2 separate regions of the Homo sapiens genome follow, and region 1 is linked to region 2. Evidence: chromatin contacts called from ENCODE Hi-C or POLR2A ChIA-PET data. All regions are on one chromosome and are shown on one strand. Each heading gives the region's core, a stretch centred on a gene start or an enhancer-like site at or near the end of the contact. The rest is flanking DNA. Distances are from core to core; before and after follow the strand shown. Region 1 overlaps SNX25 (sorting nexin 25). Region 2 overlaps SORBS2 (sorbin and SH3 domain containing 2).

The links. A loop is a pair of places that touch in the nucleus more often than their neighbours do. ChIA-PET counts read pairs that join two places held with the same protein, here RNA polymerase II (POLR2A). Pooled maps may share reads with other maps.
Region 1: a pooled map shows a loop between it and region 2 (2.8-fold over the local background). The contact joins two enhancer-like sites. A Hi-C loop is called at or near these places in 1 of 37 single-sample maps with no recorded cell type and 3 of 50 pooled maps. POLR2A ChIA-PET finds 5 or more read pairs at or near these places in 1 of 52 experiments (OCI-LY7).

Annotation. Positions count from the first base shown.
Region 1 is chr4:185,344,082-185,347,084 of GRCh38, forward strand. It overlaps SNX25 (sorting nexin 25), which reads left to right. Exons shown (of 19, transcript NM_001378034.2): 13 at 2,456-2,569. Among named protein-coding and RNA genes, the nearest start is that of LRP2BP, 50 kb to the right of the region's middle. Within about 2 kb of position 1,275, at least 3 of the 41 ENCODE cell types and tissues checked have a DNase peak (open chromatin) inside an H3K27ac peak, as active enhancers do; they include OCI-LY7, where a contact is called at or near this core.
Region 2 is chr4:185,728,938-185,731,897 of GRCh38, forward strand. All of the region lies in intron 3 of SORBS2 (sorbin and SH3 domain containing 2), which reads right to left. Among named protein-coding and RNA genes, the nearest start is that of SORBS2, 82 kb to the right of the region's middle. RefSeq lists a silencer at 444-641. Within about 2 kb of position 1,599, at least 8 of the 41 ENCODE cell types and tissues checked have a DNase peak (open chromatin) inside an H3K27ac peak, as active enhancers do; they include OCI-LY7, where a contact is called at or near this core.

The DNA of each region.
Region 1 (3,003 bases), core at 25-2,524, 390 kb before region 2:
GTGGTGGTGCACGCTTGTAGTCTCAGTTTCTCAAGAGGCTGAGGCAAAAGAATCACTTGAACCTGGGAGGCGGAGGTTGCAGTGAGTCAGGATCATATCACTCCACTCCAGCCTTGGCAACAGAGCAGGATTCCATTCCAAAAAATAAAAATAAAAATTTCCAGCCTTCAACTGTGGAGGGAACCCAGGGGATTTTAAAGAGAGGGTTTGGAATGCAGAAGAGGCAGCAGGTCTAGGGAGTGTCAGATGGTGTGATCTGCCCTGATGGCTCGTCTTGAATTATTGTTCCATCTGGTGAAGCATCCGGCGCCACTGTGGCCAGAGGTGTCTGGTCCGTATCAGGATCTGGCCCTTGAAGCTTCTAAGGAAATAGATGACCAGATAAGGAGCGTGGTGTGCGCTTAACAAGCATGTGGGTAAATCAGTGTGCATAAAGCATGGGAGCACGGGATGGGGAAAGAAAGGGAGTGGAGGTTCACAGCAGATGCCCAGGCTGTATTTCAGAATGAAAGGAAACACATACGCAGCCTGTCTCAAAGTTACATCTTGAGATTAAGGAGGAAGGAGGAAGGAAAACAAAGTTTGAAAACACGGTTTGAAGCCACGCTGCTCCTTTACAAAACCTCATGGGCACCTCTCAGACTCCTCTTCTATGAATGAAATGTGTCTCTTTTCTTTAACCTTGTCTCCAGAGTGATTTTTTAACCTGTTTTCATCACTACATACTATAATTTCTTCAACTGCTTTTTAAGGATAGTGACCCAAACTGAATGTCATGCATGCTACATTTCTCAGATGGCCTTTGGTCACCTTAGCACTGTGGAAAGCAAAAATTTGTCTCAGTATAACAATGAATTTTCCCCAGAGTTGTTGAGTAAAATTGATACTACAGAAAAATGTGTTGTTTTCTCTGTGGAAAAACTATTGTGAAACCAAAGTTTGTATCAAAACAGGAGGAAAAAGAGTTGAGGGAAAATTTTGAAATGAAATGTCTTTGGAAGGTAGAATTTACTTAGACAATCAAAACAATTAGATGGAAGCATTAAAAGAAACAAACATGAAAGTCCATGCCCGTCCTCTTTGTCATCTTTCCTCGTCTGTGGACTGATGGCTGGGCTATTCTCTTACCCCTGCCCTTTCCTACGGTGTGAGTTTTCCTGTTGTGAGAACCCTTCCTGTCGACAGCTGTGACAGGAAGTACCTTTTTGGGTACTTAGTGATTTTAGTCTTCCCTTCCAACTCTCACTGCCTGTTTCATTTCTCTGAAATTTCACAGAGCTGTTGTAAGCATGAAATAACACATGCTATGCTTCTAGCACAGTGTCTGGTAGAAGGGAGGACTTAATCCACAAAGGGTGCGCTCTTCGTACTATGAATATATTTTGTTAATATACTTACAATCTACAGTTTGCCACTGAGAGGCAGTAATAAGGCCAGGAGTGGTGACTCATGCCTGTAATTCCAGCACTTTGGGAGGCTGAGGCAGGAGGATCGCTTGTATCCAGGAGTTTGAGACTGGCCTGGACAACATAGACTTCGCCTCTACAAAAAATTTAAAAATTAGCCAGGCATGGTGGTGCATGCTTGTAGTCCCAGCTACTTGGGAGGCTGAAGTGGGAGAATCGCTTGAGCCTGGGAGATCAAGGCTGCCATGAGCCATGATCACGCCACTGCACTCAGCCTGGGTGGCAGACTGAGACCCTGTTTCAAAAAAAAAAAGGAAAGAAATGCAGTAATAGAGCTACAACCCAAGTTTTCTTTGTTCCCATTGTTTTCTTTTCTTTTTATTTTTTTTTGACTGGGTCTCACTCTGTCTCCCAGGCCCAAGTGCAGTGGTGCAACATCAGCTCACTGCAGCCTCCACCTCCTGGGTTCAAACGATTCTCCTGCCTCAGCCTCCCCAGTAGCTGGGATTACAAGCATGTGCCATCACGCCAGGCTAATTTTTTGTATTTTTAGTAGAGGCAGGGTTTCACCATGTTGATCAGGCTGGTCTTGAACTCCTGACCTCATGTGATCCAGCTTCCTTGGCCTCCCAAAGTGTTGGGATTACAGGCGTGAGCCACCACGCCCGGCCATTTTCTATTGTTAACTTTAGCTTTTTACAGAGATGTTAAAAACACAACACCTTCTAGTTGAAAAACTTTCTGTGAGCCAGGTTTCCATTTGTCACATCATGTGCCACCCTGCGTGGTGTGCAGATCCCTCGTACCAGCCTGGCCTTGTGACTTCCCAGCTCCCGGGGATCTGTAGGTTTGGGGATGTGCTTTAGTTTTTTCCATCAAAGTTTCCGTTCCTCCCAATTCTTCGAGCCTCATTAAGATGGGTAGGTTTTCACCTCAGAGGAACAAGTACAGGAGGAGGATATTTGTTTTGTTCTAATTGTTATTCTAAATCTTTTTTAAGATTAAAATGTAATTTCAAAATACTAACATTTCATTTTTTCCCCCCACAGTGCGTCCCTTCTTTAAAAAAAGTCCAGTTGCCTTCTCTTAGCAAGCTGCCTTTCAAATCTATAGATCAAAAGTTTATGGAAAAGTCGAAGAATCAATTAAATAAGTTTTTACAGGTAAGCAAGTGAAAAATGTGGGATATGAGAGAAAAAATTAGTTATTTAGGGTTAAACTGTCATCATTCTACGAGCTTGGTAGTTTGCTTTTTGTTCTCACAAGCCATGCTAGATGCTAAAAAAATATCTTGGGTGTTTTTTTTAATTAAAGGAAAATACACATATAAAAATACACGTAAGTGTATAACTGTCTCCGTTTCACAAACTGAACACACCCATGTAACCAGCACCCAGTCCAATGCACTGGTTATCACCAGCAGCCCCCAGCTTCCTCCCATCGCTGCAGCCCCTCTAAAGGCAACTGCTGTCCCGACTTCCAGCACCATAGATCAGTTACAGTTGTCTTTCAACTTTATATAAATGGAACCGTATAGTGTGAATTCCTTCGTTTCTGACTTCTTTCACTCATTATGTTCATAGGACTCATCCATCCT
Region 2 (2,960 bases), core at 349-2,848:
GAGTAAGTGGAAGAATGAATGAAGTCAGCCCTTCCATCTCTTCTTCCTTAGCTGTCAAATAGGATGACAAAATACCTATTTGCCAGTGGTTGTTGTGAGGATTAAATCATAGATGTAATGCATTTAGCACAGTGAATGGGCACATGAGAAGAATTCTATAAATGGCGGTTGTTCATCTTCCTACAGGAAGGGCAGATCTCTGAGTCATAGAAATTGCTTCTTATTTCCCACTTTCCTTTATTTCCTTATGTGGTGAAGTATAAGTTCCACTGGTATTCAACAAGTAAAACTCTTGTTCAGGGTAATGTGCTACTAACTTTTAAGTCTGCATATTTTAAAATGAGAGAAAATCTAGTTTTTTCATTAACTTTCTACTCATCTCTTTCTGGGCCCGCTCAGCAAATCCCCGGTTTCAGAGGACTGCCCTGTAAGGAACTATAGACAGGGTTTCCATCCGTATTTCCATTTTCTGAATAAGTAACAAGGGGAACTAGACTCTCAGGGCCTCCTCTGCCTGCTTCGTCCTTATGGAGCTGATGTGGGGAGAACACTCCTCACTGTCCAGTCTAGTGATGACCACAGTTCTGTAGCCACGTGGATCTGTGTACTCGAGGTCAGTTAGTTCCAGAAAATCATCCAGTCTAACATTTGCTCAGATTCCCTAATTTCTACTCTGTGAAAGACAAGGAATAGTACAGCTCTTCAGTTTCCTGGGGGAGTGCTTCATTACTTTTCCTCTTTTTCTTTCTACTTAGTCTAATGACTCAGATTCCAGATGGTTCTGCCTAAGTTTAGAATTATCATGATCTACTTTGTAGAGAGAAAAGAAAACATTTCTTGTACAGTACAACTTATGTAATTTTTTTTCAGGGAAGTGAGAAAAATATAACACGCAGTGTAGAAGAACTTTTGGCTCTAACATTAGATATCAATGTTTCGTATTCTGTCATTGGGGTGTATTGTAATTTACTTATTTACTGTCTAATTCCTTCTGTAGCTAGTGAAGTTTACATTTTCTTTTTTCTTTTTTTTTGAGATGGAGTCTTGCTCTATCGCCCAGACTGGAGTGCAGTAGAGCCATCTCGGCTCACTGCAAGCTCCGCCTCCCGGGTTCACGCCATTCTCCTGCCTCAGCCTCCCGAGTAGCTGGGACTACAGGTGCCTGCCACGGCACCTGGCTAATTTTTTGTATTTTTAGTAGAGACGGGGTTTCACTGTGTTAGCCAGGATGGTCTCGATCTGTGAAGTTTACATTTTCAAAGAATGTTTTAATGATATGGAAAAATATTCTCCAAACAATGATGTGCAAGTACAAGGTACAAACCAGGAAAGTGTAATTCTAATTTTTTTTTTTTAAAGGTCAATATACTTTCTTTTTTTTTTTTTTTTTTGGAAAAGAAATATTCCTAATAATTCATTTAATCATCTGGAGAGTGGGTTGAAGTTTTGTAAAATTTAATTTCTTCATTATAGACTGTATTATTTTAATAAAAGCTTTTCTTTGGTGTCACCCATTGTGTGCAGCACTGAGCTGGGGCCCTGGAGCTCTCACTATTGTCCATCTGGCCGCACCACTGTCAGCACTGCTTTCAATGAACTGTAACAGAATACTGATGACTCAGCATTTCTGCTGCTGACAGGAAGTCCTTGAGCGAGTCTCTTTGTAGTTCCTCCAAGAAAGGATGCTCAGGCACTCCTTGGGTGAACAGCTGCAGGCCATGGAGAGGACAACCGGGTTGCAGTAGTAAGTTTGCACTGGGCTATCCCAGAGCTAGAACAAGGGAACAGGTCAGCCCCTAGAGTCCCAGAGGTCACAGACTTGGGCAGGTCCAGGCGTTAAATGCAGCTGTGCCTTTGGAGCTGGACATCCAGGTACCTGGCTGCCTGCTGGGAACAGGTGAGTATGTATCAGCCATTGTGAAGCCTCAAAAGGCTGCAGCCTGACGTAGCTGCAGATCAGGCTGTACCCAAATTGCATTGTTACTGATGAAATAATTTTTTAAAAAACCAATGGTATCTATTTGAGCATTTTCCTCATGGACACCATTCAACAGAATGCTGTTCTCGGGGAACAAATGACTCATGCAAATGACTATTTTCTAGGTTTTTCTCATGGTCAAGCAGCCATGATCTTTTTATAGCTTTATTTTATTTTAACTCAGTCCCAATGGTTAATTTAAATCCTTTCTTTCTTTCATCAATGATACAAAGAGCTCACTTTACTACAGTCTCATCTTGACAGAGTCAAATGCAGAGGCTGTAAGGCTGCCCACCTGAGGAGGAGGAACTGGAACTTAGGAAAACAGCTCAGATGCTTCATGCAAATGAGGAAGCTCAATTGGCTTCTATTGAAAATACCTCACGCATCATTTTCTCTTGTCTCTACTTGCCAAAATATTTATAAAATATCTTTGCCCTGCCATACCTAACTAAGCCTCTTGGAATTTATTTTTTCAGTGAGATTCTCTGATGCAATAACCAAGCACTGGCTTTTAGAAAGTGTTCTCTCCCCCTCCCTCCCTCCCTGCCTGTCTCTCTCCCTCCCTCCCTGCCTGTCTCTCTCCCTCCCTCCCTGCCTATCTCTCTCCCCCTCCCTCTCTCCCTGCCTCTCTCCCTCCCTCCCTGCCTATCTCTCTCCTTCCCTCTCTCCCTCCCTCCCTGCCTATCTCTCTCTCTCCCTCCCTGCCTATCTCTCTCCCTCCCTGCCTATCTCTCTCCCTCCCTATCTCTCTCCCTCCCTCCCTGCCTCTCTCCCTCCCTCCCTGCCTGTCTCTCTCCCTCCCTCCCTGCCTGTCTCTCTCCCTCCCTCCCTATCTCTCTCCCTCCCTCCCCGCCTGTCTCTCTCTCTTCCTCCCTGCCTATCTCTTTCCCTCCCTCCCTGCCTGTCTCTCTCTTTCTCTCTCTCTCTCTCTCTCTCTCTCTCTCTCTCTATATATATATATATATATATATATATATAT